Linked DNA regions of Mus musculus: all the other regions are linked to region 2. The links are chromatin loops, found by intact Hi-C in ENCODE. Cell type or tissue: heart. All regions are shown on one strand.

Evidence for each region. Peaks named below come from ENCODE experiments on the same cell type or tissue, not always from the same donor. Only the 100,000 strongest peaks of a DNase experiment are listed, where the experiment ranks them.
Region 1: it touches region 2 in a loop (8-fold over the local background); 12 of 42 quality-filtered maps call a loop at or near these places.
Region 3: it touches region 2 in a loop (2.9-fold over the local background); 16 of 42 quality-filtered maps call a loop at or near these places.
Region 4: it touches region 2 in a loop (7-fold over the local background); 36 of 42 quality-filtered maps call a loop at or near these places.

The regions. Positions count from the first base shown.
Region 1 is chr1:131,357,681-131,365,680 of GRCm38, reverse strand. It overlaps Srgap2 (SLIT-ROBO Rho GTPase activating protein 2), which reads left to right. Exons shown (of 23, transcript NM_001081011.2): 5 at 1,617-1,679. Gm51644 (a long non-coding RNA gene) reads right to left here. Exons shown (of 4, transcript XR_003947997.1): 3 at 7,111-7,194. Among named protein-coding and RNA genes, the nearest start is that of Ikbke, 82 kb to the right of the region's middle. In heart, a CTCF peak has its summit at 3,400 (motif pointing left); no DNase peak of the experiment used is centred here.
Region 2 is chr1:131,551,757-131,559,756 of GRCm38, reverse strand. No RefSeq gene overlaps it. Among named protein-coding and RNA genes, the nearest start is that of Fam72a, 28 kb to the right of the region's middle. In heart, a CTCF peak has its summit at 4,441 (motif pointing right); a DNase peak (open chromatin) is centred at 4,496; H3K4me3 peaks cover 631 bases; H3K27ac peaks cover 831 bases.
Region 3 is chr1:131,266,204-131,274,203 of GRCm38, reverse strand. Ikbke (inhibitor of kappaB kinase epsilon) reads left to right here. Exons shown (of 22, transcript NM_019777.3): 6 at 382-563; 7 at 673-833; 8 at 1,986-2,096; 9 at 2,262-2,441; 10 at 3,121-3,317; 11 at 3,954-4,018; 12 at 4,095-4,186; 13 at 4,317-4,403. It overlaps Gm28913 (a long non-coding RNA gene), which reads right to left. Exons shown (of 3, transcript XR_878525.3): 3 at 6,967-7,753. Among named protein-coding and RNA genes, the nearest start is that of Gm51644, 5.4 kb to the left of the region's middle. In heart, a CTCF peak has its summit at 3,784 (motif pointing right); no DNase peak of the experiment used is centred here; H3K4me3 peaks cover 302 bases; H3K27me3 peaks cover 1,911 bases.
Region 4 is chr1:131,286,870-131,294,869 of GRCm38, reverse strand. It overlaps Srgap2 (SLIT-ROBO Rho GTPase activating protein 2), which reads left to right. Exons shown (of 23, transcript NM_001081011.2): 22 at 2,025-2,349; 23 at 5,130-8,000. The coding sequence ends at 5,513. The region is part of intron 1 of Gm51644 (a long non-coding RNA gene); the gene reads right to left. Among named protein-coding and RNA genes, the nearest start is that of Ikbke, 11 kb to the right of the region's middle. In heart, a CTCF peak has its summit at 4,059 (motif pointing left); DNase peaks (open chromatin) are centred at 683 and 7,949; H3K27ac peaks cover 345 bases.

The DNA of each region.
Region 1 (8,000 bases), 190 kb after region 2:
GGCTCAGGCTGGCAAGATAAGTCACTTACTAACAATCCCGACACCCTGACTTTGATGCCCAGAAACTTTATGTTGGAAAACTCAGGCAAGTTTTCTCTGCCCTCAGTGTGCCCTGTGGGTGGTATACATGTTCTCTCCTCTCTCTCTCTCTCTCTCTCTCTCTCTCTCTCTCTCTCTCTCCCTCCCTCCCTCCCTCCCTCCCTCCCTCCCTCCCTCCCTCTCTGTCTCTGTCTTTCTTTCACACACACACACACAGAGAGAGAGAGAGAGAGAGAGAGAGAGAGAGAAGAGGGTATGAATGAAAGGACTCTTCCCTTGCTTCAGAAATGAGCTGTGGTATGTTAGGGGCTGGAGATGCAGCTCAGTGGTAGAGTGCTTGCCTGGTACCCACCAGATCCCAAGTTTAATTCCTAGTATGGAAAAGTAAAAAGAGTGTGCTCAGCTGTTGTAGGTATCTGAATTTTTGGTTCTGAAAACAATAACCAATTGTTTTTATTCTCTGCATTTTTGGCTATTAACATTTGGTATAGAAAATACATTTCTTTCCTACTTCCTCATTCTTCTAGTTGTACTATTTTTTTATAAGTCTTTTTTAAAGATTATTTACTATATGTTAAGTACACTGCAGCTGTCTTCAGACACTTTTTTTTCTTCTCACTCTGGCCCCATTGCCTTGCTGTAGCTCTCTTCAGATATCCCAGAAGAGGGTATCAGATCTCATTACGGATGGTTGTAAGCCATCATGTGGTTGCTGGGATTTGAACTCACAACCTTCAGAAGAGCAGTCGGGGCTCTTAACCGCTGAGCCATCTCTCCAGCCCTATTTCTACTATTTCATGGTCAGATGCAACCTAGGGTAGGCAGCAATAAAGGATCAGATAGCTACTGCTGCTCAGAATTAGTCTTTTGGAAACTCCTTAATATTATCAGAATCAGGTAGCAGTAACTGCTGTTGCAAGACATTTTTATTGAAGAGCCACTGCCTTAGATAGCTGGGGAAGAAGTGAAACAAGTGAGAATTGGGGGACCTGAAGGTCTTAACATCTGCGCCAGAAAAAGCAAATGCACTCAGTTTTAGGTGCTTTCCCTTCTGTGGAGAAGGAATGCGCAGCCCAAGCCTGCGGACACTAGCCTGCTGAGGTCAGTGTGCTGTCAGTACAGTACCTTCCTGCTTGGAGTTTTCTGCTGAGTTTAGGGTCTCTGAAGTCCTTGAATGTTTATATTCTTTTACTGTCTAATCATGTTGGACACCTTATTTTCCTTAGGAATCCAATGGAGTTTTGCCTCCAAATATCTGAGAAAGCATGGTCTATCTAACCACAGTTTCTGGGTAGGATGTTGCTCTCAAGCCTGCTTTTGAGAGCAATTTGAAAAATCAAGGGCTGTAACCTATTTTCCCTCTACATGATTGTCTCTACTGGACTATAGAAAAGGCCCATTTCATTTCATTAAAACTCTGAGTAAACTGACATAATTGGTTATCTGATTTGCTAGGTTAAATACTGGGCTATAATTGAATTTGTGTCATTTGTAGAGCCTATGCTGCTCTTGTCTTTGCTGCCACCTCCTATCTCCTTCTGGTTTTCAATTAACCTTCCTTCCTCTTTTCTTTACAGAGTAAAGAAGTTGGCCAGCAACTCCAAGATGATTTGATGAAAGTCCTGAACGAGCTTTACTCGGTAAATCAGATGGGCTGCCTGGCTCTTTTATCATAGAGAGAAGCAGCATTTGGCTGTTTGCAGCCATACTCACGTCAGCAACAGAACTCAACTGAGGCTGAGGACAGTGCCTATTCCCCATTGGGGGTGACCCACCCACTTTTTTTCCACGCTAATTTTTTTTTTCAAAACCAAATAAGCTAAAAAATATTTTTCCAGTTGTGCAATTTTATTCTGGCTTCATCTGGGGCACCATTGAAAGAGACCAGCCAAGGTCTAGGTTACCAGAACAGCTGGGGTACAATTACCAGCAAGCCAGGGACCCCAAACTTGATGACAAGGAATGTAGCCTACATCACACTTCTGCATATTGGAAAGCGTTTAGGTCTTAAACTATGCATCAGAACTTAGATTAATTGTGGTTTGAGATTAGAGCAGATGCTGTAAATGGAAGCACAGATTCCTAAAGTCTTCAATGTGCAGCATCATTTCAGGCGAAGAGAACATGGCAAACACAACAGAGAGGTAAGCTTCGGCCTTGGAGAAAAGAAGGCAGTCTGCTTTGAACTCTTCAGACTGTGGTTTGTAGCAGTGTGCCTCAGGAGCCCTGGTGTTTGTTTTCTCTCAGCCATGTTTTGTTAATTACATTGAGAACACACACCAAGGAAGTTCCTTCTGCCAAAGGAGGAATACTTCAGTTGTAAACTTGTAGCTTTTCCAACCCTTTCCAAAGTTTGGATGTGCCAGCACTATGTGTCATTTTCTAGGGTGCCCTAACCTATTTGAAGGTGAAAATGATCTTCTGTATTTACTTCTTCCTCCCTCCCTCTACTCCTCCTTCCCTCTCTTCCTCCCTCCTTCCCTCCCTACCTCCCTCCCTCCCTGCCTTCCTCTTATCTCTCCATGCTTTACCCCCTTCCTTCACAGGATGGGAGGATAGTGGTGATGTGCTCCACAAGCGTCTGAGATCAGAATTCCAAATTCTTGATCCAGAAGTTTAGGTGTGGCCAGTATGTCATGGTAACTGTTGGTAAATAGACTTGAGTGGTCATCTAATTTGTCTCCAGTGATGCTCCAGTTGTTTTGAATTTCTACTCACTGACTCTTAATCTCTGAAGCCAAGTAATAGGTGGTACTCTTTGTCCCCTAAGTTTTTATTTCTCTCAAATGAAGTTAAGACTTTTTAAAAATAGAAGCATGGTATTGTGAACCATTTTCAGAGTGGATGAGTTTCCTGAACCTTATCTTTTCATTGCTTAACTTCTCTTTATTTTTAGACCATCTTCTAGGTACCAAGAAGAGCTGAGTCTTGCCTCTGTAGATCTCTCTAACATAACAATGGCACATGCTATTCTAGGACTCCTGTTTTCCCAGTAAATAAGCATCTTGAGTCTTTGCTATTTGCTGTTTACCAGAAGTCGAGCAACATCCTCAAACCAACTCAGACCCAGCATACTGCTTTTGCAGTGAGGTAGCAGAGGAAGAAGAGTCTAAAGAACTGTTAGCTTTGCCTTACTTCATAAGTGTTGATTTAGAAAGCAAATGGCAATATGTAAGCTGTGGTGGAATGAGGATGAAAACCATGGAGCTTGCTGCTTTTTCTGATGAAAGACAAGATGGAAGATTCTCCCCACCCACCCCAGCCCTGTGCCTACCATCCCCTATGTATTATTTTTAGTATTTATTTTGAGTGTGCATAAGGGATCATTCTTAGAAGTTTGTTCTCTCCTGCCACCTTGTGGGATCTGGGGATCAAACTCAGGTCATTAGGCCTCTCTACTCAGCCATCTCCCAGCCCTGAGACCTCTATGCTTAGTCTTCAGACCAGTATTGGCGATGGCTTCTGTGGCCACCATGAGCCCATAGTTAATAGAGAGCATAAAGCCTAGCATCCACATGCAGAATCAGTGCGTGTGCTGCTCCCTGCTTTGAGGTGAATTATTATACTTAAGATTCATCAAGTCCCAAATAAGGCTTAGCTATTTACATCTAAATGGAAAAAGAAAAACAGAAGACACCAGGAACTTCCAGAGAGGACAGAACAGACTCTGGTACACTGAGCCTTATACATGGTGGCCTCCCCCATTCCTACAAAGTAGAATGTGTGTCAGTGTCTGCTGATGTTTTTAGTTGTCGTGACTGGAGGATCCTACAATGTACAGAACAATTTGCCGCAATAGTTATCAAGCTCCAAAAGCACGGGTGTGCTGAGCCTAGACTGCTAAATTAGACACCTGAGAATCTGTCCTGCTCTGACTACTAGATGCATGCACTTGGAAGTCATGCACTGCAAGTCAGCATGATGATAAAAGTTGGTGGGAAGTTTGTTGTTTTCCACCCAGCAATTCCCCAGAAGCAGCAGCAAGTGACATGCTCTGATACCTGTATGCCATATGGCTGACAATGATTGAGGAATTCATATTTTCAAAATATGAGACTATATAAATTTGAAGGACCAAATAAATTTGAAGATTCTGTATAGATTATTAGGAAAGTTACAGACTAGAATTAAAAGTTGTTGTTTATGTAGGGTGAGAATATCTTAGGACTGGTCTGAGATTTGGGTGACTATATATCCTTTTTGCTGATTAGCCTAGTGCTCATGAAGAGAGAGAGAGCCACATTTTATTCAATACTTGAGAAGCAGAGGCAGGTTGAGTTCAAAGTCAGTCTGTTCTACATCGTGAGTTCCAGGCCAGCCAGTGTGACACAGTGAAACCTTCTCTTAAACATCGTGAGTTCCAGGCCAGCCAGTGTGACACAGTGAAACCTTCTCTTAAACATCGTGAGTTCCAGGCCAGCCAGGGTGACACAGTGAAACCTTCTCTTAAACATCGTGAGTTCCAGACCAGCCAGGGTGACACAGTGAAACCTTCTCTTAAACATCGTGAGTTCCAGGCCAGCCAGGGTGACACAGTGAAACCTTCTCTTAAACAGTTTCCTAGGACATATTTTTAGTGCTGAATTGGTAGTCTTGAGGAGAGCAGGATGTTAGTCACCCTACATGAGATAGTGGCTTCCTCAAGCAGGAACTTGATACTACCATGTGCTGCTAGCTTTGGAAAGCTATTTGCCATATATATACTCTTTGGGCATTAGGAAGAAATACGGAGAGTTTCTTCTAAAGAGCATTTCCCTATTTGCTCTATTTAAGAAAACAGGAAAGAACTGCTTTCACTGATCCTGTCAGCAGTAGAAATCATATGTGGCCAGGCATTGGTGGTGCACACCTTTAATCTCAGCAATTGAGAGGCAGAGCCAGGCAGATTTCTGAGTTTGAGGCCAGCCTGGTCTACAGAGTGATTTCCAGGACAGCCAGGGCTACACAGAGAAACCCTGTCTCAAGGGGGAGGGGGGGAAAGAAAGAAAGAAAGAAAGAAAGAAAGAAAGAAAGAAAGAAAGAAAGAAAGAAAGAAAGGAAGGAAGGAAGGAAGGAAGGAAGGAAGGAAGGAAGGAAGGAAGGAGAGAAGAGAAGAGAAGAAAAGAAAGAAAGAAATCATGTGTGATTTGTGGGTCATTGAAAGAAGAGATGAAGACCACTGTATTTTTCAGTGGTCTTCTTGCAGTTGCCCCTAACACCCATGAATACTTCTTTTGAGGGAACCAATTACTCAAGGGTTGATCATCTAAGTACTTTTAAACTTTGATGAGCCAAGAGGCAGAGCCCAGGTAGCTCTAAATAAAGATGCCTTTGAACAAGAGATCCAGAACCCCATGATAAGTAGCCAGCTATTCCTCTGCACCTTCTTCTTCTGCCTGAAGGGGCTTTGATTTCCCTGAGTTAGCATTATGTGCCAGGGGGAGTTTCCCACAGCTGTTCTCCCAGAGAGCAATCCCAGAGATTCTTGCACATATGTATGCTGGTCCATTATCCCCCTCTCCATCACAATGAGCTGGCTAGCTTGTAAGCCATAGTAAAGTGGTTTTCATTTTCTTTCTCATGTTGTAGGAATGCCTTTGAAGTCAGAGTGCAGTACTTCCTAAAGAACTCTTGGATTGATTGTCTGCCTCAATTGTACAGAGAGGCAGTGTCTGGAAAACCCAGGAAGCCCCTACAGGAAAGAGTATATATGGAGACAGGGAAGCCACATGGATTGGCCATGAAGAGTCAAAGAAACAGTAACATGAGAGAGGGCGGGGAGAGAGATAGTGAGACACTCTGGGGCTATCTTTACTCCAGAGGTTTTATGCTTCTGTATTATCTCTGAAGATGTCTTCTTGACTTGGTGCAGCAGCTGGTTGCAGGGCTGTTTCAAATTGAAATTCAGCACCTGTTCCCTTGAATCAGTGTCAGCTAATAGTCCCCTGATACTGTTTGTCTATTTGACCCTGGCATTAGGCACTAGCCATATAAAGACAAATAAGAGTTAGTGCTAAACTCAGGACATTTGGTTTTAATATGGAGTGGGGGTGCAGCAAAATGAGGCAGCAGATGAAAATAAGGTGCAAACTCTTTTACAAGTCTGTGGTAGAAGGGCATGTTCTTGAAGAGGTACAAGAATGGAATCTTAATTGCCAGTTGCCAGGAAGTCTTGGGTTTTTCACCTATCTTCTCCCCAACTCCCTTCATTGAGTTCTTACTCAAAGATATTGCTATATCTTTCCCATTCTCCATCTCTCTTGGGCTCTTACTGATAAACTGTTTTCAGTCTTTTTTTTTTTTCCTATATATACTGTTTCCACTGAGTTACCTATTTGGGTCTTACAAATTTTAGAAAACATTGGAAACCTCCTCAAATGTCTGAAAATCATTCTATGTAAATATACATACATATATACATACATACATACATACATACATACATACATACATACATGTGGTTTTGAGGCAGGGTTTCTCTGTATAACCCTGGCTATCCTAGATTCTCTCTATAGAACAGGCTGGCTTCAAACTCAGAGATCCACCTGCCTCTGTCTCCTGAGTTCTGGGATTAAAGGTGTCCACCACCACCCCTGACTGCTTACTCATATTTTGGAAGTGAAGCATATACAACATTTCCTAACTATGAAAATTTTAATTTCTTTTCATGAGAGGCTTCCTTGTATTCTTTAAGGGCAAGTTGCTGTTTTACTACATTTGAGTGCTTTGATCTCCCATGTTTATTTGCCATGTTTCCTCTTTAGCCTGTACTTCATAAAATAAAAATTCACTGTTTTATAATGCTTTACTCTAATGCTTGAATTCCTTTGTCTCATTCAAGTGAAAAAAGAGAAAAAGATCCCCTTGTCTGCCCTTCTTCAGGCAGCAGGGCAGGTGCCTTTCTAACTTCTTAACCTGGACAAGTAATGATCTGGTCAGGTGTCCTAGAAAAGCTTTGTTAATACCATTGATTGTTGGTATACAGGGTACGTGGAAGGTGAAGCTTCCAGGAAATGATGCCAGGTTCACTGTGAGGTGAATATTTAAATTTTTCTCAATCTAAAATGTGACATAATTGAGGCTGTACTGTACCTCTGTATTCCTCTTCCAACTCCAGGTGAACCTCCACGTACCCACAAGGTACCAGGTTTTCCCAGCCTGAGCACCACTGAAATTCTAAAACAGACATGTTTTTGTTATGGACTCTCCATGTCTCTCTGTCTCTACCTACTAGCAACTTCTAAGTTCTAGACATTGCCAATTGTTATCTGGAGTCTAAAACAGCCCCTAAATGAGATGCTGCTCTCATTTGATCAGTTTCATTTCTAAATGAGATCAGCGTCTTTCTTAGGATTTCCTTGCCTGTCCTTTATCTTTCCTCCCAGGTAGTCCAGCTTCAGTCCTATTTAGAGGATAGTCACGGTCCATTAGTGGATAAGATGTAGACTTTGGAGTTAGATAGATCTAAGTTTGAATTCTGACTCTGCCATCTACTAGTTGTAAGACTTTCAGTGCCGAGGTAATGTTGTTGAGCCCTACTTCCTTATCTTTAGAAGTAGAAACGCTCGCATGTCTTTCATGGAGTTGTTCTGCAGATTGAGTCTGCATATATAGAACTGACACACAGTGCACTGAATGAATGCTAGAGATTGTTCGTCATATTGAGTCAGTACTTTTCTCTGTTGTCAGCCACTCACAACTCCTAGGCTTTCTGCTCCTCCTCTTCAAAGAAACCTCATGACATCAAAATTTCAGCACTTGTGAATTTCCAATTGCTTGATTTGTTATGAAGTATTTTAATCCCACATAGAATCTGAAAGCTGCCTATGTGGAAACAGGAACTTCCTGCAGAGTAGAGTTGGCCCCTGTTTAGCTGGATGTAATGTATTTCAGAGGACTAGAAATGAGCTGAGACTCTATCTTCCTGGCCTTCTTGCTAAGAAAAAGTGTTCAATTCCTAGACAGTAGCTCTTTTGAAAAAG
Region 2 (8,000 bases):
ATTGATTCCTTGGCATCGAGACCTTTGCAGATTTATTATCATAGACTTGATTTGGCCTTGCTGAACCTGGGGTTGATAATTCTCCTTCAGGAGCTGCATAGGATTCAGACCTGTGCATACTGGTTCTTGATAAAAATGAATCCAGTATGGGCACCAGCGTGGGTTGCGAGGCTAAGCACCTCAGGGGAAGGTCTAACACGGACCATCTCTGAATTCCCCGTGAGACAAACCTGGTTTGCAAGGAGGTTGGTATCTGTTTTCAACCTTATCCTAAGGATTTTTCTAAGGCTCTGCCTCCCCTCCCCAAAAGATACCAAGAGCCATGACTGTGGGTTATGATGGTACCCCCAAGAGGAATCAGGTCAATGCTCCCAACCCCTGATGGTTAACGCCCACTCATCCAAGGATGAGATGACTATTGATCACTCCAGCTCCGTAGGGCCTTATTGAAAAGAATTAAAAGGGAGGACAAAGCCAAACATGGCAAGATTTGGGTTGAGCTGGGGTTCCTAGGGAAAGATTTAAGAGTCGATCTTGTCAGTATTCTACTGATGTGAAGAGACACCATGTCCATGGCAACTTTTGTAAGGAAAGCATTTAGATGGGCCTGGCTTATAGTTCAGAGGTTTATAGTTCATTATTGTCATGTTGGAAAGTAATGGAAAGCTGGCAGGCATGACTCTGGAGAAGGAACAGAGTTCTACATCTGGATCTCCAACCAGCAGGAAAGAGCATGAGTTGTTGGGCCTAGCTTGAGCTTCTGAAACATCAAAGCCCACTCCAAGTGACTTACTTTCTCAAACAAGGCCACACAGTACTCCAACAAGGCCACATGTCCTAACCCTTTTAAATAATGGCACTCTTTATGCACCTATGGGGGGTGGCATTTTCACTCAAACCACCACAGAGCCCCAACTCAAGGTTCTGGCTGTCAACTGGCTTTTATGCAGCTGAAGCTTTTCTTTCTTTTGTCAACTGATGCTGCATCAATAGCTATGAGCCCTCTGTTCTTTGTGGATCCTGAGCCCTTAGGGCTTGAACCTAAGAAAACTCCATATGGAGTTCCTACCTATCCCTGAGTGGGGCAAACGAGCCCTATCCCAGGTATATTTATCTCCTACTATAGAAGAATGACTCCACCACTAGGACAAGCTTACTCTTTCCTCCATGAACTGTTCCCCAGGCTTTTCCAGGCATATCTAACCCACAACCCATGAGCTGCATGTGTCCCAGGACAGCTATAGATGTGGCACGAGACACTTGTAAACACAATGACATATCACAATGCCAAAAGGTTGAAGATCTCTTATCACTGCAGAGACTGAAAGTAGGGCCTGAAGACCTAATTGAGAATTCTTAGTTTTTATTCTTCCCACCGGACTTGATAGCCTTCCCGGTCAGTCTCATTTTCACCTCATTTGCATACTCACATCCAGCCAATTGGAGCCTAAGTGATCCCTTATAAATTCAAGCACCTGGGAGGACCTTCAGCCAGTAGAATCCCTGCAGAGCTCAACAGAAAAGGGAGAAGGCTGTCCTCACAGCCTTCATCTGGGAAGGCCTGACTGATTTCCCTAGACCCGAGGCTTCTGTTCTGGGCAGGATGGTCATTTGAGTCCACCTTCAGGACTCAACCAGAGGTTGCAGTCAACCATTCCTGCCTCCAAGACACTACATCTCAGCTCCAGAAGGCAGTTTGTCTCTGCAGCTGCTTCCAGCCTTCAGTTCCCACTGCTCTCCAGACCCGTGGCTCCAGGCTACCATACAGGCTTACAGCCTCAGAGACCTACAACTCCAGACTTTGGGGCTTGCTACTCCCACTGACCTGCAGACTTGCACTGCAAGGGACTACTTTCAGCTGCCACCCCAAAGTCTAAGCAAAATTGCATTACCTGCAACCTCTTTTTATTAACATCCTACTGAGGGTCTCAGAACTTTTACTTTTCCCTTTAAGTTCCTGCTTCTAAGCAGCAGTGAAGGCTTCCTTGTTTTCCTTTTGCTATCTGACCACTCTGAGGGACCCTCAGGGCTTTTCCAGTCCCACACCCTTCTTACAGCTTCCCCCTCCTGTGAAGCTAGGCCAAGTTCCATTCTCCACCCACATGATCATTCTTAAGTAAAAATTTCTCAGAGTGGGGATGGGGGGGTGAGGACTGACCAAGGGTCAGGGTCTTACAACTCCATTCTTGGAGGGAGGGAGGGAAGAGAACTAGATTGGAAACAGGCAATGGTTTCCAATGACTGCTTCACTTTCAGCAGCCAGGTATGGTTAAAAGAAAGGCAAGGGCCATGATACTGGCCTGGAGTCTGTCAGAACCAAAAGAGCCAGCCCCAGTGGGCTGCAGGCTCAGCAGGAAAGAGTTTAGCTTTTCTCCCTTTTGAGTGTGAGCCTGACCTAGCACAGCAAGTTACCCCATAGAGACTATTGGAGGGAGGAAATCACAAGTGATGTCATAGCAGCAATAATCTAGGACAAGGAAGCCATATGGGTCATTGAAAATGATTGTGGGTTAAGGAAGCTAGATGGGGTAGCATCTCCCATCCACATCAGTGTATTGTGGTGCGTGTGCACACATGCACATGAGTGCATGCTTTATTTTTTTTTTAAGCATCCCTTAGCTATCCAAGATCAATTCACTCTTGCTGAGATCAGAAAGAAGTAGATCTTCAGAGATCTTGCAAATCTCTGTAAAAGGTTTGTTTATGTGATGGTATTCCTTGAGTGTCTTATAGGCGCGTACCTGTGTGCACCATGGATAAACAATCTGATTGAACGTATAAAATATCTCAGTGGATAAAAGTGGCTGCTACCAAGGCAGATTACCTGAGTTTGAGCCCCAAAACCCACATGATGGAGAGAGAACTAACTCTCACAAGTTGTCCCCCAACTTTCAAAAGCATGTTGTAGTATGTTGGAGATTGGTTCTAATGCTTTGATTCAATTGGGAATCTGCATATCCAAACACCAAAGGCCCTTGTGCCCAGTTGGTTTTTGATCTATCAATAAAGATGCCAGTGGCCAATGGCTGAGTAAAGGGAGAGGGGCGGGACCCTTAGAGTTGCACAGGCTAGGATGCAGGGGGGAGGAGAAAGGAATCTCCATGACTCAGAGGAGAGATGCGGAGGGAAACATGTCAGTGTGCAGGCCGACTTGGTGCTGGAGCAGCTGAGAGTGCTATATCTTGTAGTAATTGTTGCAGTAATTCTCTCCATCCCTAATATGCCCTGGCAATGAAAACACGACTCAATTAATATGAATACATTCTGTGCGCCTAGATTAGGTAGATCTACTGCTACACTACCACCTTCCACATCTATGAGACCCCTTAGAATCCACAGGCAGCAGAAGGAGACTGTACCATGCTGGGTACAGCTTGAGCATAGGAGACTTCAAAGCCTGCCTCCACAGTGACACAATTCCTCCAAGGCCACATTTTCTAATGGCTTGTAGTGGTTTGAATATGTTTGACCCAGGGAGTGGCACTATTTGGAGATATTGCTTTGCTGGAGTAAGAGCGTCCTTGTTGGGGTGGGTTTTGAGATTCTCATCCTAGCTGCTTAGAAGACAGTCTGCTCCTGGCTTCCTATGGATGAAGATATAGAACTCTCAGTTACTCCAGCATCATGTCTGCCTGGATGCTGCTGTGCTTCCTGCTATGACGATTATGGACTGAATATCAGAACCCATAAGTCAGTACCAATTAAATGTTGTCCTTTATAAGAGTTGCCATGGTCATGGTGTCTTCACAGAAATGGAAACCCAAAGACAGGTCAAGCACTCAAACACATGAGTCTATGGGGCCATAGCTATTCAAACCACCACAACTAATTTTTCATAGAAAGATATCACTATATACATGTATTGAAACTTTGTGTGTGTGTGTGAGAGAGACAGAGACACAGAGAGAGACAAAGAGAGACAGACCTACACACAAACACATACACAGACATACAGAGAGACAGACACACAGAGAGACAGACAGAGATACAGAGAGAGACAGAGACAGACCTACACACAAACACATACAGAGACACACACAGAGACAGACACACAGACAGAGACAGAAAGAGACAAATAGAGACAGACAGACCTACACACAGACACATACACAGACACACAGAGATAAACACAGACACAGGGAGAGACAGACTTACACACAGACATATATTATATATGTATATATAAATATATATATGTATATATAGAGAAACAGAGGCATATGTATACATATATATGTTATGTATATATAGAGAGACACACAGACAGACAGAGGCAGGCAGGCAGGCAGACAGACAGACAGACAGACAGACGCACGCACGCACGCACGCACGCACGCACGCACGCACAAGAATAGAACTCAATACGTAACTGTATCACCGGGAACAAAGCCTTCTCTATTCCTGTTCAGTGTCTGGCTAAAGGACAGCAGGTGGCAGCAGAGTCCAGCCTGGGGTTGTAGGAGCAGCTAGAGAGAGAAGCAGTTTTTGAGTAAAGCCTTCCCTCTGAAAAATCTTAACACGAGAATAAAAATAGAACAATGAAGAGCTGGTGCCACGAGCTCCAGTCACTGCAGAGCCTGATGTCATTCACTGTCTGCCATCTGCAGAGCCTTGTCCTTCCAGGAGAAAGCAATGGTCCCAGGCTCTGAGTGGCCCCTCCCCAGCTTTGCTCAGGTCACAGGATGAAGCTGGCTCAGCAGGAAAGGGGCTCTGGGCAAGCGGAGCTGGAGGAAGGACTGATTTTTAGGAGACTGCAGACAATAAAGAGAAACAACAGAATGCTAAGTCAAAGGAGGTTGTCGCAGGAGACTACAAAATGCATGGTGCCACTGGAAGAAAAGTTCAGAAGAGGCAAATCTAGAGACAGAAAGAGATTAGTGGTTGTCCAGGGCATGGGGAGGTGGTAACTGTGGCAGAGCTTCTAATGAAGACCTACTTTCTTGACAGGATGGAAAGATCCTGAAATTTGACTATGTTAGGGGTTGTAAAATTCTCTAAGTATGCTAAGAATCATTGAGTTCTACATTTGAAATGGGTGAAATTTATAGAATGTACGTTTTCTTATAAAGATAGATCATAGGCCTGGCTTCTCTCTCTTACTTGCTATGGTCCCTCAGTTTCTTTTCTATACCTACAAAAATTAAGTCAGGATAATCTAACGAAGGCTATAAAAATGTCAGTCCATAGTGAACATGGAATTCGTGTCATTTTGTTTTCCTGGTAAGATGACATTTTATCTCAAAGCTTAGCTGTGTCATGTTTTGCTTTTGATACAACGACAAATGTCTCCACTGCCTTCTATTCCCACACCAGATATTTTCAATGAACAACTTTGCTTATTACACAACATTGGGAAGTCTCTGAGAACAGAAGTTAATAGTGGTGTTGTGCTGGGAAGGGTCTGAGTAGGAGGGAATATCCCTCCCTTCGACTACAAGGAGAACAAGACAGAGTCACTAGAGCATCCCTGCAGTGCAGCCTGTGCAACCATTGCACAATGGGATCCCAGTCCCCACCATTGCCAAAGGTCTCAGATCGGAGGATCAACGATGTTATAGTAAAAACCATTTTCAACTTGTAATTACTATTGTAATGATTCAGTTTCTCGAGAATGGTAATTGTATAAAATTGCTCTTGCAGTTTTCTTTTCAATACAATGTGCCTGTAAACCATGGATATCCCCTTTGTAAAAAGACACTGTAGATAGTTGAACATTTGATTATAGCAAAGTCATTAGTTTCTTGTTACACATTATTGGGTTTAATATTGTTCTTGAAAATAGTTGATGATTATGTTAAGTATAACTTTTCTAATAAAATTTGTGTTCAAGTTGTACATTTTGGAATATACAAAAAAAAAACATTTTCAGAAACTAGAATATTAGAAGAAAAACCAACACAGTACAACATTGTTCCTTTAAATTCATGTGAATTTCTATACCACACTTGTGAACTATTAAAAGATTTCAAAGTTGGACTGGAGAGATGGCTCAGCAGTTAAGGGTGCTTATCCACAGGACTTGGGTTCATTATCTAGCATCCACATGCTGGCTCACAACCATCTGTAAATCCAGTTCCAGGGGATTTTCTTCTGAGTCCCAAGGGTACTAGGCATGCAAATGGTTCACAGACATACAGGCAAAATACCATACACATAAAATAAAATTTAAAAAGACTTTTAAAAAAAGTCTTCAAAGTTTTCAAGTAAAAGAAAAAAAAATCTGCCTTAATCCATCACTATCTGTAACCCTATTTATGTATAAATGTAGTCTTAAAAAACATGTTAGCATAATCATGTGTACTCAGTAACTCCAACCCTGTAGCACTGTCTCCCTTTAATTGATCCCATCACTGGGTTCCTTCTTAGGGGTGTTCTGTTTTGCCACATTCAAAGTGTATGGCCTTCAGCACCTTTTGCTTTAACCGCTGCCCTACAGAATTGGATGATCCTTGGTGTTACTCTTTTATCTACAGGGCCATCCCTCTGCTCTAGTGGTGGAAATATTACAGCCCACAAAGCAGATTAAGTCTCTGTTCCCCTGGAGTTTGCTTCATGGTAGAATGAGTAATGGCAACGACAAATGTATATGTATTGCTGTGGACTGAATTGTGATGCCATATGTTGGACCTCTGACTGCCAGTGTGATCGTAATTGGCAATGGAACCTTTGGAAGGTGATTAATAGTGACATCATGAATCTAAGATCCTCTTGAGAGGAAGAGGAGATGGTTTAAGTTCTATGCACACCACACAAAACAGGGAAACAGCTGTCTGCAAAACAGCAAGGACCCTACTGGCACCAAAGAGTGGACTAAGATGGCTGATCTTACTGCTGGAACGAGTCCTGGACAACACCAAGGTGAGGAGCAGGCTAGGGAAGCCTCTTGACTCTGATCAGACTCGGGCCTCCATAAAATACTCATCTGTAAAAGGTACCTGGAAAATCCACGGTTCTGCCCATCTTACGGTTGGGAGAACTATTCACCTAAGCACACACGCAAGTGTGCTAGACTTAAGGTGTTGGGTAGGGCATCCTAACCATCCTGGTTTAAATTTCAAACTGAAGATTGTGCCCCTAAATTAGGATCTGGCTTCCCTAGTCCACAGTGTTTCCTTTCTGGAGGAGAAGCAGCGGGTGTCAGGCAGAGCTGCTCCTTCTCAGCAATTCTCCTTCCTTACTATTGGCTCTGCAGAGTTGCTCTTTAGAGCCACTCCCCTTTGAGGTAGCAGCCCAGAGAACCAGGCTGATGGCTTCCCAATGGTCCTTTAGACTGGGATGAGAGCTGACCAATCCACTGTGATGTCACTATTTTTATCTTTCTCAGAAAAACCGTAGTGAGCATCACGGCACAAAACCATCACTTAAAAATTATGCAGACATTTTGTAAAATTAGATTTCTGCTTCTCTCATCTCTGAAAGGTTTTGCTGAGTGTTTCTGATATGGGGCGGGGGAAGTTTTATCCAAGCCCCCCCCCTTTTTTTGTCATTGTTGTTGTATCTTGGATTCTCCAAAACAATGATGGCATCCAGTGATGTGTCCATGGAAATATCTCATTTTCAGCTTTTGCTCCCTGGGGACCCTCCCTTACTGACTGTGCAAAATAAAATAATGCTCTTCTCCTGATGACTCACTCCCTGGTGTAGGACTGAGGGATAACCTCAAGGAATTCAGAGTACACCACACCATGGATCTCTCCAGCAGCTTGTGTTGGCACACATTTCTCCAGGTGGCCCCGAGACTAAAGGGATCCTCATATCCTCATGTAACTGGCAGGTAGACTACTTTCACTTCTGAACAGTCCATTTACGGAAGCTATTTTAGAAAGGAAACATAAATGGGATTTTAAAATATAAAAATATGATAACTGCAAATAAAAAAATCACAAGAGGGTACTTAGTAGACTGACAATAAATTTCTTTCTTTCTTCCTTCCTCTTCCTCTTTTTCCTCCCCTTTCTCTTTCTCCTCCTCCTTCTTCTCTTGGTTTTTTGAAGCAAGGT
Region 3 (8,000 bases), 290 kb after region 2:
TCACCACCACCTTAAAATTTTATTAAATTATGTCTACTTTACGTATATGAGTGTTTTTGCCTGCATATGTTTGTGTGCTGCGTGTGTGACTGGAGCCTGCAGAGGCCCGAAAAGGGTGTCAGATCACCTGGGTCAACTGGCTCCAGTTGTGAGATGACCTGGGAGTGGGGTGAGAATTGGACCAGGGTCGTCAGGAAAAATGGCCAGTGCAATGGTAATGATCCATCCCTCTAGCTTGGAATGCCCCTCCTTTGCCCTGGGGGGGGGGGCATCTCTGATCTCCTTCTTTCTCTGCCCCTGAGTTTCCTTGTGGCAACTCTTTATTTGGATACTTCCCCATCCTTAGCTGAGCCAAGCCATTAGTGCTCTGTCTATCCCCAGTGGCTGGCATGAACCACCTGCGGGAGAATGGCATTGTCCATCGGGACATCAAACCTGGGAACATCATGCGCCTGGTGGGCGAGGAGGGGCAGAGCATCTATAAGCTGTCTGACTTCGGGGCTGCCCGCAAGCTGGACGATGATGAGAAGTTTGTTTCTGTCTATGGTACAGAGGAATACCTGGTAAGTGACATGTTGGTGACCCTATGCCCTCGCTGTGTGCCTCCTTAAGAGTCCCCCTAGGAGTGCCCATGCTGTCCCTCCATAGCCGCTTTCTGCCTTTCTTCCATAGCACCCTGACATGTATGAGCGTGCAGTGCTGCGCAAACCCCAGCAAAAGGCATTTGGTGTGACTGTGGATCTCTGGAGTATTGGGGTGACCCTGTACCACGCAGCCACAGGCAGTCTGCCCTTCATCCCCTTCGGTGGGCCCCGGCGCAACAAAGAGATCATGTACGGTGGGCTATGGGACAGGGAATGAAGAGGACTGGCCCTGAGTGTCTTCCAGACACCTGGCCCTCCCTCCACTGGGCCCTACCTTCAGTGTTCCCTCTAGCCCTGCGCCCATTCCTAGCTCACTGTGTCTCCATTAAGGCTTAGGTTACAGAGCCTGCAGGGGTAAAGATGGAGCTGGTACCCAGTGTCTCTCACTGACTGCTAGGAGGAACTTAAGACAGAAGTTGCCAGGATGTACTACACAGAACAAAAGAGATGAAGAGTCCAGCCAGTGAAATGAGGGACCTGCAATACGAGGGTCTACTGAGCTGTTATTGAGTCTGTGTAGGAAAGAGGCAGCAAATCTTGGGACAAATTCCCAAGGTTCTAGCTGGAGGGCAGCAGGAAAAATATCCACTGGACTGAATGCCGAGAGCTCATTATAAATAACCCTTAGGGAGGAAAAGCAGAAACGTATGTTGGCTGTAGATAATGTGCAGTTGAGAGAAGAGGGTTTCAGGGTGGCAGGGCAGTCCATAAGCACTGTGTCTGCACCATTGGCAGTTAATTGTCTCCAGCGGTTATTGAGAGGCGGGGTATGGTGGCCTTGGAGGTCAGAGGTTCTGGGGTCTACAGCAAGCTTGCAGCATATGCACAGGAATGTGAAATTGTTCCTGGTTGAGTCCCTCAGAGCTTACAATGGTTAGCTTCTCTTTCCTTCTTAGTCTTGTAATAAATGGAAGACACCTCAGGAAGGTGTTACCCGTGTGTCCTCAGGAAGGTTGGTGTATGCTCCCTCGGTCCTGGGGCAAGCTGTGTAGAGCCAATGCTATTAGGTTTAGGGATGGGGTCAGGAGTTGGAATGGGATGAACTGCCAGGGAAGGATAGATCAGAGGGGCAGTTAGAAAAGTGGAGAAAACATATGGTGCTGAGCTTGTAATGGCACAGATGTGGAGGTAGCTAGACCTGGTGTAGCCATAGCAACAGCGAGAAGGGCTCTGCCTAAAGCATGGAGCTTGCCTAGGCAGAGGTGATCTCACAGGTGGAGCAGGGTGCCAGCCCACCGTACAGTGGCTGAGTGACATGGACTGTGATGTTTGGAGTTTCCTGTTTAAATATGATGGGTGGGTGGGGGAGGGGTCTAGAGCCCTGATTCTGCCCCACTACAGGTACAGAATCACCACAGAGAAGCCAGCCGGGGCCATTTCAGGGACTCAGAAGCAGGAAAATGGTCCCTTGGAGTGGAGCTACAGCCTCCCCATCACCTGTAGACTGTCCATGTAAGTGGGAGGGGCAGGCTAGGGATCGCTTCTTTCTGCTGAGTCAAGAGTGCCAAGCTATCTCAGCAGAGCCCCAGGGGCCTCCACTTTTCGTCTGTAGCCTGGGGAGTTCCATCTAGACGCTTGGGCCCCGGCTCTGACAGTCCTCGTGTCTTCTGTGTGCAGGGGACTGCAGAACCAGCTGGTGCCCATCCTGGCCAACATCCTGGAGGTGGAAGAGGATAAGTGCTGGGGCTTTGATCAGTTCTTCGCGGAGACCAGTGACATTCTGCAGCGAACGGTCATCCACGTCTTTTCCCTACCCCAGGCCGTTTTGCATCATGTCTACATCCACGCCCACAACACGTGAGTGGGAGCAAGAGAGAGGGGGAATAGGAGTCTTCCCTGTCTAAGCAGTGGTGTGGGTCCAAGGGGTCATCTCCCAAAACATATCTGGGGAAAGTACTATCTCCATCAAGTTCAAGGCAAACAGTCTTCCTTGTTTGTGTTCCGAATCCCCCACTCTTCCCAATGCTAGCTGGCACTGCTTGTCCCAGAGGCGGGGTGCTCAATTTCCTGGGTCTGTAATTTGTTGTTCATAGAACCCTTTTCTCACTAAATTCTTGGCCTTTGCTGTTTAAGACAGGATCTTGCTGGGTAGCCCCAGCTGATAAACTCTCCATCCTCCTGCCTCAGTATTTCGAGATGGGATGTGCCCCCCACACCTGGAGCACTCTATGGGATGGGGAGAATTTGTTGCAGTACAGCAGGGTTGGGCATAAAGGCAGAGGTTAGGCATCTGAACTCTGGGGTCCTCTTCCCATTCTTCATGGGGAGTTCCTGGGCTCCGCCTTTCTTCTGAAGCCTGGGAAGTTCCATTTAGATGCTTGGGCCCTAGCTAGGACAGTTCTTGTGTCTTGTGTGTGTAGGGGGCTGCAGAGCCAGCTGGTGCCCATCCTGGCCACACCCCCACACAGACCCTATTGGAGAAAAGCTGAGCCTTCCCATGGTGCCCCCGGACAGAATTCTCCTCTCACATGTGCAGGATTGCCATCTTTTTGGAGGCTGTATATGAGCAGACCAACGTGACCCCCAAACACCAGGAGTACCTCTTCGAGGGTCACCCTTGTGTCCTTGAGCCAAGCCTCTCAGCCCAGCACATCGCCCACACAGCTGCCAGCAGCCCTCTAACTCTGTTCAGCATGTCCAGCGACACACCTAAGGGGCTGGCCTTCAGGGACCGTGAGTAGGGCCACTCAGGCTGAGTCTTTTATACTCTGGACACCCTCCCAAAACACGACTTGTTTTCTTAGTGAGTGTTTCTCTGGCCCATAGAGTAGAGCATATTTGGGTTTGGATTCTATACATGCCTCTATGTGGCCACGTGACTTGAGTTGGTGACTAGACTTCCTTGGGTTTCTCCCAGATCCTCCAACAGAGACAGGGCATTTAGAGCCTTTATACCTTCATCAGTTTCGGCCACTGGTAGGGGTGTCTTGGATATTTGAGTTGAAAGGAGCATGAGTCCAGGCTGCTGGGAAAAAGGGCTGGAGGACAGAGACATAGATTTTCTTTCCTTAATTTCTAGGATAAATATTTCTTCTCCTTTGGATCATGCTCAGTCCTCCTCCGAGGTGAGGGAGTGAGCTTTAACCTCTCCAGTCTTAAGGCAGGGCTTTGAACTCTGGAGTGTAGTTCTGGGATGTGGCCACAAGGTGGCGGTAAATAACTGCAACTTTGAGGATCCACAGGGTCGACGTTTGGGGATGCTTTAAATGGGAGATCAGCAGCGACTGTGTGCTGGGGACAAGGAAAGATAACCTAAGAGTTGACCCAGTCTTTAAAAGCAGGCCCCTCAGACAGAGTCTTTGTCTGCAGCTGCTCTGGATGTCCCAAAGTTCGTCCCTAAGGTTGACCTACAGGCCGATTACAGCACAGCTAAGGTGAGGGGCCACCCCCAGGAGGCAGAAGGGGGTTTGACACGAGGAAGGACTAATCCTGCACATCTGTACTTTTCAGGGGGTGCTGGGCGCTGGCTACCAGGCCCTGTGGCTGGCGCGGGTCCTGCTGGATGGACAGGCGTTGATGCTTCGGGGGTTACATTGGGTCCTGTGAGTACCGTGAAGCGCTGGAGGAGTGCATAGCAAACCCGTCCAGACTTCTCCTACCCCTTTCCGAGGTCACGCCTACAAGCGCAGGGCCCTGGTGGAGGCGCCTCTGACTTGGGCTGCCCTCACACAGGGAGGTGCTTCAGGACACGTGCCAGCAGACACTGGAGGTCACACGGACAGCCCTCCTCTACCTCAGCAGCAGCCTGGGCACTGAAAGGTGGGTGTTCCACCTAGGCCAACTGGGGCCCTTCAGCTCTCCTCTCTGCTCCTTACCCCTGAGATGTATAAGCCTTCCCAGCCAGAGCCCTCCTGCTCCCACTCTTCCCCTTCCCCCAACATTAGCACCCTCACCAGGTCCTTCAAACCTTGTATTCCCAAATGTATATCCATCCCTGGCCTAGTCCTGCCTATCACGGAGAAATCCACCGGGGCCCTGCCTCTCTGGGATCGAGGGCAGTCGGGTAAGGGCAGTCTCACTACCCTCAAAAGGGTAGATACCCTTTCATGTCCCAGAACAAGCAGGCCCCCTACCCCAGGTAGGACCTTAATTCACCAGGACTCTGAATGATTCGTGACACTCGTTCTGTGTGAAGCCTCCCAGAGAATTCAGGGGAAGAACCCATTCCCAGGTTCTGTCCCTGCACAGCAGCGATGGAAATTCAGACTGTTTCAGCCTCTGTAGCTTTTGCTCATATTTCAGCTGGGTCTTCCACTTGTCCTTGCCTTCTGAGCTGAAAAGAAGGAGCCCGGGAAGGAGGACGCTAAGCTAGTGAAGGGTGGAGAGAGAGAGCAAGGGAGGATTCGCCGCGATCAGGAGAACATCACCGGAATTCTGAAAGGCTGTAGTGTGTCCGTGATGAGAGACCGGAGTTCTGCAGCCCGAGGAAGTTTTTCCCCATCCCAATAACTTGAGCCTTTCCCTCGGAAGTACAGGAAGTTTCCCAGGGTGGGTTGGATGCCTGTGTGGGCCCAGGGCTTGGTTAAAACAAATGGTGAGATGATGGGGGAGGGAGGAAAAAGAGCAAGAACTATTTCCAGTCACGTGACAGGATTGGCGCCAATTGTGGTGGGAGAGGTTGGAAGCCATTGCGAGCACTCCTGTTGGATATCCTCTGGCCATTGCGAGCACTCCTGTTGGATATCCTCTGGCCAGTCCTCTGGCCACGACAGAGATGAGATCTGTGTGTACAATGTGACTTCTGCTCCACGGAAGGGCCTGTGCTTGCCAGTCCTTCCTTGGTACATGAGCCTGGGGAAGGAAGGGCCCTCTAGAAACGGGAGCCAAGTCACCGAGGTTCCGAGCCCACAAAGCCTAGGTTGATAGGGGGATGGGAGGAACGTGTGAGGCACATCCTGGAGGGAAGCTAGGGAGAGGGGTGGGTGGGGAAGTGTTGGAATACTGGAGGGGCCACCTCTAGAGAGGTTGGTAGCAAGAAAATAACCATTTGTGGTCCTTTGTGAGTTCTCGATCTGGGGAGAGGTATATAGAGGAATGTGTGGGGTGTCTGTCTCTCCCTTGCCCTGGACTGACAGCCTGTAGGAGACAGGCATCAGGAGCTGGGGTTTCCACTCTGGTTCCTAGGCTCTGAGGCCAGTGGGTGTCGGTTGTATGAAGGAGGATAGAGAACAGAGGAGCCTGCAGGGACCAGATGTAGCTTGCAGGAGACCATGGGCCATCTGTACCTTCCCTTGCCTGGCCAATATCTAAAGTCTCCTCTGTAATCCCATTCTTTCCCAGACATCCTCAGACCTGTAGATTTCTCTAAGCCTTGGAGTCTAAGTCATCTACATCGGGATGGGAACGTTTTCATGAGTGGAATGTCACCTTTGTTGCTGGAGGCAAAGTGATACTTCCTTCCCGTCTGATCATCCTTTCTTGCTTCAGAGTGCTTCCTTAGCAAGGCGGGCTTCCTATCTTTTATCCAGAGGGTCTCCAGCTGGACAGATCTGGACATCAGGCCAGGTCTCAGCAATCCCGAGGTCTCCCCACTCCTCAACCCCCAATAATATAAATTCACTCCCATAACAAGCCAATAGTCACACATAGGATAACTGCTATGAACCCCCCAGAGCTTTCTGGCGGGTAAAGCAATGCAGAGTTCCTGCCTTCATAGAGGCTCTGGTGGACTCCGAGACTCTCTGTTCACCTCTTCCATCCTTCTCTGATCCTGCACTTCCAAGCAAAAAGATACAGGATTCTTTCTTTAATTGTTATCATGTGAAGACTATGCTGACATATGCCTTTCATCCTAACTCTCAGGAGACAGAGGCATGAGCATCTTTGAGAGCAGCTTGGCCTGCATAGTGAGCAAGTTCCAGGATATAAGGATACATAGAGAGACGTATCAAAGAAAGAGAGAAAGAAAAAAGAAAGGAAGGAAGAAAGAGAGAGAGAGGAAGGAAGAAAGAAAGAAAATATGGTTATGTCTGCGAGGGGAAAGTGGACAGCAGGCCCTACCCCTAAACAAAAAGCTATTTGCAGTTGATACCCTCTGGCACAGAGAAAATCAGTTCCACCCAGCAGAGTACCACTGGGAGTAACGACCACTCTACAGAAGACCCCATGGCCAGGAGGAGCTGACCAACATAAAATGAAGTCCATGGTTGTTGGGTTCTTGGGGGAAAGGAGGCAAGACTCTCTTTTATTTTGTTTTGATATTTGTCCTATTGAGATTTTTGTGTGTTTGTTTTTAAAGAAGGAGAAAACAGAAAGTTGGGTGGGTAGGGATACAGGGAGGGCCTGGGATGGGAGAGGGGAAAAGCATGATCAAAATATATTGTATAAAAATTTAAAATAAAAACAGAGAGGGAGTAATTAAAAAGGCTACATGCTGGTGGAGAAAGTCAGGAAGTGGAGAAGGACCTCCCACCCAGACACGAGTAGTCACATAGCATTGGTCCCCTTCTTTGTCTGTCGTGTGTGTGTGTGTGTGTGTGTGTGTGTGTGTGTGTGTGTGTGTGTGTGTGTAAACTGTCACCTGCATTCTGTCCCTAAGCATGTTATAACCTGCTTTCCTCAGCAAGTGAGCTCTCTTCCCTCAGTACATGTGTGTGCATGTGTTCTTGTGCGTGTGCTTTGTAAACTGTCACCCACATTCTGTCCCTTAGCGTTTTATAACCTGCTCTTCCCATTAAGCAGGTGAGCTCTCTTCCCTCAGTACGTTCACATCTCCTCTGTACCATGGTTGGAAATTTTCTGTCACAAATTGTCCCACAATTCCTTTTTATAGTTTGTTTTGTCCAAACTGGAAACCAGTCCAAGACTACATTTTGTGTGTGGTAGTCCTGTTCCATGAGTTTATTAAGCTATTCCCTCCGCCCTCACCCCACACACCCCTTGTCTTCATTCCTCTGGCTTAGGAAAGCTCCCAGTCCACTGCCCCACCCTCAGGTTCATAGAACATTCTGTTGTCACTTGGCTTCTTCTTTCCCAGCAGCATCTTTGGGGGCTCCTCAGACTGTTGGACATTTTGTGTTAGAACACACCATCAACCATGCTGAGTCCTTCCTGGGTACACACCACAGGTAGTGGTCATGTGATTTCTGTACTGTGTAGGTGTATTTTTCCTGCAAAAGAACCAGGGTAGTGTTACCTTGACACCTTGAAGATATACACCTGTCAATCATTCTTGGTTGAGTTGCCAATCATTTCACGGGGCAGTGGAATGTTCATGGTCCAAGTCCTGGACTATTATGGGCTGGTACCCTCCCATCAGTGTGCTACTGGTTGTCAGGAAATATAGTTTCTACTGAAAAGAACTTCATTCTGCTTAGTTCTAGAACTTTCTAGCAAGGTGTTTTCTAATAGCTACCT
Region 4 (8,000 bases), 260 kb after region 2:
TTTTGTTTTTATGGTGTTGAGGGACAGAACTGAACAAGTCACATATTCAGATGGAGAACCCCACTGCCAAGCTACAGCTTCATCCCTGGGTATTAAGTTTTAAGTCAGCATATATTTGATGCCACTTATTACAAAGGAATGATAGAGAACAAAGGCTGAAAATAGTCAAAAGATAAACAACTGCTAGAACGTTGAGATGGCTCCCTTGAACTGCTTGCTTGGTGGTATCAAGATTCTTCTGATGAATTTCCTGGGGCAGACTATAACCAACCCATGTCAACCTTTCCTAGGCACCAGCCAATCAGTGCGTGAGTGACAGACAGCCCCCATATGCCTGGCCCTTAGGAGCGAGTATGCCGTTCTGTCTTCCTGACTATCTCCACAACAGTCCTCCCATGCAACTTCAATTTCCTGATTGTCTAAAGAACTCTCTCCTCCTGGACCCTCTCATTTGGTTAACTCCTCCTCACCCTCCAAGACTCACTCTAAGCATTACTTATTTGGGGAAGCCTTCCTGACACCCTAAGTTCCTTGAGGCTGAAAAAAAAAGTGCTCTCATCCTGCGTTCTAGAATGGCTTGAGTTGTTGGTGCTCAGTGCTATCCATGCCTGGTTCCTCCTTCAGGCTGAACTTGTAACCAGCATCTCTGTCTTCATGGCCCAAATAGAGCCTGGGATGACACACTGCCACAGCCTCCTAAATCTGCCCTCTCAGCAGTTCTGATTTGTGAGTCAGCCATCCTTGAATGGGAAAAGGAAATCAGCAGAGTTCTTAGGGTGTGGCATTTCACTTTAATTCCACATCCTATATTAACCATCTGCGTTGTGCCAAGCACCGATGCTAGTGATTCAGAGCTCACAGACTGGCAAGGCAAAAGACCATATGGAAGGCAACTGAAACACAGTCCCATGTAATCACTGAGGGGATATGGGAGGGGAAAACCTCTCCAGTCTGTAGTTGGAGGCACTAGTGTCTGGAAAACTTGACAGAGGAGGGCTTATTTCAGCAGAGCCCTCCTAGACTAAAAAGCATCCTTTTTCTTGTTGAAAATGGCTGCCTTCCAAGGCTAGTCCTACCTAGCCATACATGCTTAGAGTGGCTGCTGGGCACACCCTGCTGGACCCAGAAAGATAAAGCAGATCTCAGCTGTAAGCAGCATAAGAACTTACTTCAGATTTGGCCCCCAGTCTTCAGAGTCCTACCCTTACCATCCAGAGACCCCACCCAGCTCAGCTCATCTTCCTCAGTAGATACAAGATCAGAGCTACCCAGCTGCTATCTGAACTAGCAGCTAGATGGCATCTTAGATGAGGTCCTTTAAAATCTGGTTTGAAAAATGAAATTATTCAGCATCGGACAATACCCATATGACTAGGATCCTACCACACCATATCGTTTGAGAGCCTTTTGTGGTATGAAATAAATTGGCCCAGTGCTGGGTGACATAGGAGTTGCATAAATGTCCTTTCCACCCTAGGAGCAGGCACACAGTGAGCCCTCTGTCTGTGCCAAAAAGCAGTTCCTTGAAAAATCTTTTCCATGTCTATGAATACGAAACAGCCTCTTACTAGAGCCCAAATGATGACAGGCTCATTATACATAGTTGAGCAAACTGGAAACGTTAACTCCTGTTACCAGCAGTTCTCCCCTCCTTGGTGATGATGAGACTTTCTTACCTGGGGCCTTGGGCTGCTGTTCAGGCAGGCAGTGGAGTGGGTCTTTTCATGACTCTTTTCTCCCACTAGAAACTTTCTCTTAAACAGGCATTTTTTTCTGACAGCATCTTACATGTTTAGAACTCAAAGCTCACAGCCACCAAGTAAGTATGCATTTCACTCCGCCCAGGTTGGGGGTTGGAAGGGAACCGATCCAGAGAGAAAACAAGAGAAAGAAAAGCTGGAGAGTTAGTGTAATCTATTTGACTCTCTTTAAAAGTCCCAGGTGCCAGCCTCTACCCCCTGTCACAATCCTAGCTCCCTTGGAGCCAGGGCTCCCTGATCAGATGCCATTTTTGTTTGTTGAAGGCAAAGGAAGCGTCCAGAATCTGGGAGCATCAGAAAAGCATTTCGGAGTGACAGCCATGGGCTGGGCAGTTCTCTGACTGACTCCTCCTCCCTGGGGGTGGGGGCTAGCTGCCGTCCATCCTCCCAGCCCATCATGAGCCAGAATCTCCCCAAGGAAGGGCCAGATAAGTGTTCCATCAGCGGCCATGGCAGCCTCAACTCTATCAGCCGCCACTCATCCTTGAAGAACCGGATGGACAGTCCGCAGATCCGGAAGACCGCTACGGCAGGAAGGTCAAAAAGTTTCAATAACCATCGGCCCATGGACCCTGAAGTCATTGCACAGGTAACAGGGCTCTGAACAGTTACGTGATAAGCTTACACTGGTTACTTCCCCTCAGCAGCCCCGGAGAACCCACAGAACTTAAAGCAGACCAATGCTCTGTACATTCTATAGAGAGTACTGCAAGTATCATACAGTGAACCTGCCAGAACAGCTTAATGAGCAATCTGCCTAGTCCTATCTCTCCAGCAAGAACCTGGAAGTAGAATTAGTCGTACTAAGGTAAAGTCTGGGGTGATAGCTCAGTGGATAAGAATACTTGCTATGGAAGCAAGATGAACTGAATTCAAATTCACAGCACTCACATAAAAGCCTAGCATGGCCATATATGCCTGTAACCTCAGTGCTGGGGATTAGGAGCAGGCAGCCAGACCAGCCAAAAAGCAGCAAGCTTCAAATTCAGTGAGAGACTCTGTCTCAAATAAGATAAGGTAGAGAGTAATAGAGGAGGGTACCTGACATCTTCCTCTGGCCTCTGTCCATAGGACACATTGAATAGGTAGGTAAGTAGGTAGATAGTAGACAGATGATAAAAACCCAATAGTAGGCTTTAGTGAAGCTGAGACAAATATAGTCTGTCGCGTTTATATATTTCTCTACCCATCCCCATCACCCCACTTCCTGAAGCTGATCTAGGTGCTTGTGGGTAGATAATTAGTCCACATCTGATTCTATCATAAAGACCCCAAAGTATCCATGTTGCTTGAAGCTCAGGTACTAGAAGGGCCTCCAGCCCAGGGCTCCTGGTAACAGTGCAGGTGAGCTCCCGATTGCAGGACTTTCCTTCTCATCTACACTACACTGCTGACTCTGTGTTTTCCGTGAAATATTAGAAGCCCAACCCGACATCTAAACATCCAGCTACTGGGGCCACTCCAAGCAGTTCTCTCAGACGTCTCTCCCAGCTATATAATTTTCACTAGAACAGGTAGGAACTAAGGGCTTGGTTTTGTCCTTTTCCTCACCTCATCTTCTGGGGTGACAGGGAAGGGCAGTGGAGGCTCTGTATGGTCTCTGTTGGCTGCATTGCTGCTCAGCTTAAGGAGGTGTACCTGGTGAGGCCAGAGTTAAGCCCTGGGCCTGTGATGTCTTGCTTTGCTAGCCTTCTATCCTGTTTAAGCTCCTGACAGCAGTCTGCCTTGCACCATGGGAATCCTCCTTGATCTTCTTTTGGCCAGTCATTAATCAAAGTGTTAGAAACCGCAAACATACTAGCTGCATTAACAGGACGGGGCCAGGAGATAAGAATTCTTCCAGAGCATTCTAAAAGATTTGGGAAGTCTAGTGTATAGCTCAGTGATGCAAGCTCAGAATGCTTGCCTGGCATGCATAGGCTCCTGGGTTCCATCCCTAAGGTTGCAGGAAGGAAAAAAAGGGGGGCTAATTAATGCCACCGTGATTAGTGAAAATGAGTCCCTGTCATTCGTAGCAACATAGATCATGCCATAGGACCAAAAGCCCTGAGTGGGAAATCTGAGGCTGACTTGGAACTTAAAATGTTTGAAAGTATTCTTGATCCCAAAGAGGAGTCCTGTGGTGGCAATATTAAACACGAGTGTGCAGCAGGGTATGGAGGCTGGGTGCTTACACACAGTGGTTCTCTGGTTCTGCCTTGAGCCCCTGGGCTAGGACTGCTTTTTTCCTAAAAGCTGCAGTGTCCTCTGATTTGTAGATGCTAACTTACCTGTGTGGGCTTTGGCTCCCCCTTCTGGCCACTCTTTGGGTTCTCTTTCATGGTGCTGGGTAGAAGGAACCAGTTTCAAGGAGTTTGGAAATTGAAGCATTGTTCTAACCAGTCTTCAAGGACTTGGCTCTTGAACGGCCCTTAGCTCATGTGGAGGATGGAAGGAATAACCCCCTTAACCATTGGCCTTGAAGTCAAGAAAATAGAGATCATACTTGATCTCCACCACTTTGTAAAATGTGTTCACTATGTACACTTTCAAACAGACACAGACATAGAGAGAATTATATAATGAATCCCCGTGTACTCATGACCTTCCCTTTCTCCATCTAACTGTGTGTAATTTCATCCAGAAATGTCTCAGCACCTGTCACAGAAAACAAGGACTTGAGTTGAAAAGACTCAGCTACTCTTTCCTTGTTAATATTTTCTCTCCGTTGTTAAACTTAGTACATCTATGCAATGTGTTTGATCATGTCTTCCACTGCTCCCTGCCCCCAGCTCCTCCCAGAGCCTCCCACTTGGCTTCCAGCCCAATCTCCTGTTGTTGTTGTTGTTGTTGTTGTTGTTGTTGTTGTTGTTGTTAACAACCCACCCCCAGTCCAATACATACTGGGCTAAGGTTTCCCATATGTATTGGAAGTCTAATATTCCCATATATGCATAGGTCTAGGGCTACCTTCTGGGGTATGATCTAGCTACCAGGAGCCCCAATTCCCAAAACTGAGTGACTCTTCCTCAGCAACTGTCAACTGCCAGTAGCTCCTCTGATGGGGGTGGGGCCTAAGGGGCCCCACCCCAGTTTCTGCTGGCATTTTGGCTGGCTTGATATTGTACAGGTGACCCCAACGGGTATAAGTTGATGTGTACAACAGCCTTGTCATATCCAAAAGTCACCAGTTACTCTTTCTAAATTCCTGACGATGACAATCTCTGTCCCCTTTTTCCACGATCTGGACACTCATATGTCCCAGGACTTTGGCCAATGAAATAAGGCATTTTATTGCTGGTTTCATGGCTTAGCCTATTTGAGTGAAATTGGATCCTTGGGTATATCTGTCTTGGTTTGTCTTACTTTTTCCTTTTTCCTGTTTTGCAGGATATTGAAGCAACAATGAACTCTGCCCTGAATGAGCTTCAAGAGCTAGAGCGGCAGAGCAGTGCTAAGCACACACCTGATGTGGTTCTGGACACCTTGGAACCACTCAAGACCTCCCCGGTGGTAGCCCCCACATCTGAGCCCTCCAGCCCTCTGCACACCCAGCTCCTCAAGGACCCTGAGCCTGCCTTCCAGCGCAGCGCTAGTACTGCTGGGGACATTGCCTGCGCCTTCCGGCCTGTAAAGTCTGTCAAGATGGCTGCTCCAGTCAAACCACCAGCCACACGGCCCAAGCCAACTGTCTTCCCCAAAACAAACGCCACTAGCCCTGGTGTCAATTCATCTGCTTCCCCACAGGCCACTGACAAGTCTTGTACTGTCTAAGGGGTATAACATAATTATTCTAGACAAGGAGACTGGCCGTTTCTAAAATCTTCCTATTTAAGTAGCTTGGGGACTCAGTTGAAAATTAGGTTCTAAGTTGTTCTTACAGGAATTAGCCTTCCCATTACCCAGACCTCGAGAATGAAGCCCTTGTTACTGCTTTCCCCGTTCTGGTCCTTCCTCCACTCTTTGCTTCCCTCTGTTGTTGGAATCCAGCCAGCTCCAGTACATACTGTTCTTAGGTTAGCCAGTGACAGGTTGTCCATGATCGGGTTGCTGCGATATCTGCCAAGGCAAGACATAGGGACATAAGCCTACGTCTGTCCCTTCAGACCATAGAGGACACCTTGACCAGATGTTTGGCTGCAGCTCTCAGTGACATCTTGTTTTTCAGTACTGATTTAAAAAATCATATATAGCCCAGTTTTCATTTTATATAAATATATATATATATATTTGTGTGTATGTGCATGCACATGCACACCCATATACAACACAGGTTTTTCTAGCCTCTCCTGGTCATAGACCACTCTTTGTTGTGGTGGCAGTTCACACAGAAGCCACCTGGAGTCTCTGTTCTCATCACAAACTTTGTTCTGTTTGGAACAGAGAAACCTGGCCTTTGAGATCTCTGTCATAAACATTTAGCAGAATGGGACAGTCCTGTGACCTGCCGTGCGGGTGGGATTCTGTCTTCTTCCTCTTGCTGTGAGGGAGCCACCGGTTGTTTGCATTTGCTCTGCTCCATGCTGTAGAAGTGCATCCTAGTCTTATCTCGGAGCTTTGGAAGTTTTTCTGAACATAGAGACTTTTCTTCCGTTCCTGTCTTTGTCTCTGACACACCATTTTCCATGTAAGATGTTTTCCAATATAAGACAGTTCTATAGCTAGCTCCTTTTAGAGTAAAAAGTCTTAAAGTTTTATTGTGTTTATGGCAGATTTAAAAAGGGTAGGAAATGAGTCCTTCTTTCTCCCACTATTTTTGGCATCTGATACTTTTAAAATTTGCCATTCCATTAAAAAAAATTAAGTTGCTCTCTGCTAATCCAAAAATTGGGCCCAGATTAAAACTATTTCAAGTTCACCTCTTGGCTTAGTTTTGTTATAAAGCTCTCGGGATGAACAGGGGCTTGAAAATCCCTCGATAAATTCTAGAAGTGCTGCCTCTTGAAACTGTTTTTTGTTTATCCAAACAAGGGTGACTAAGGGAACTTTGACCTCCACCAACTCAAAACTGTTTTCCCAAAACCAGAATCTTAAAAAAGGGAAAAACTGAATGTGTCACATTGGGTCCTGCCTTTGACCTTTTTCTACCGTTAGATGCTCTCCCAACCTACAAGCCTGGTGCTTGAAACACTGGCTCTTTTACATCGTGCTTCCCCAGGAGCACCAGAGCTAGGAAATCACACCATGGGATCATGTGTTTCAACAGCTCCCTGCCGCTCAGGCTCATTCTCTGTTTCCTGGCTTGAATGCTATGCTTTTATTTTAACTGTATTGTTTTCTATAGTTCAAGAGAGATGGGTTTGTCATTTGGGTTGGAATCTCTGAGTGTTCTTAGCTTTGGGCTAGAAATGATCCTTTTGGACCAACTTGTGAAGCTGGCAGTTGAATCTGTAGAAAGTGGTGGATGCCTCTCTCTGAGTGAAGGGAATGGGGAGCTTGAAGGAGTCACTAACGAGAAGAGTAACTTGCAGCACCAGGAAGACTGCCCCCTGAGCTAGAGCAGAGAGAGCTTGAGTGGTGTGAGTCTGACTGCATGGGGCACCCCTTGGTCCTTTGGATGTCTGATCCTTGCTGTGCTTTTTACTGACCTGGGCTTGTACTGCTCCTGAGCCAATAGGGGCTTCCAGACCCAAGGATCCGTTTCCTTGATGACTAAGAAGCCCCACCCTTCCCTTTTTACATTCCTCCTAACCTAAGTGAGCAGAGTTTCCACCCTGCCCTACATCCTCTCTCCAGGCACTACCCTCTAAGAAGGTAAAAGCAAAGGTTCTTGAAGACCATGCTTTGGGCCTGTACTTTCCTTCTTGCCTTCTCTCTTAATCCTGTACATTATTTGTGTTTTTTCATCCCTTTGGTCCGATGTCCATCTGCTGATTTGCATAATGAACTGGACAGTGTACAAGTGGTTCCCTACTAACCCCAGCTCTGGGAGCCTAGCTGTCTTCCTTATCTCTGGTGCTTCTGACGCCTGTGAGACGGTCCTGTTAGAAGGAGTAGGAACCAGAAGGAGGAGAGTCCTCCGCAGCAGAGCTCACTTCAACTGGAATTGAGGTTGCACACTGTGATTTCACAACCAAAAGCCAAAAGGAGCCGGCCACCCCAGGCCTTAGGCAACCAGCCTTCCTCAAATAGGCTTGCCTGAAACCAGCATGATGTTTCCAAGAGCCCTGCTCTGCCCCTCGTGGCATGGATCCTTTCCCTGGTGTGGACTTAAGTCTCTGGGGAAGAAAAGTGGGTGGGGCTACCAGCATCCCAGTTTGG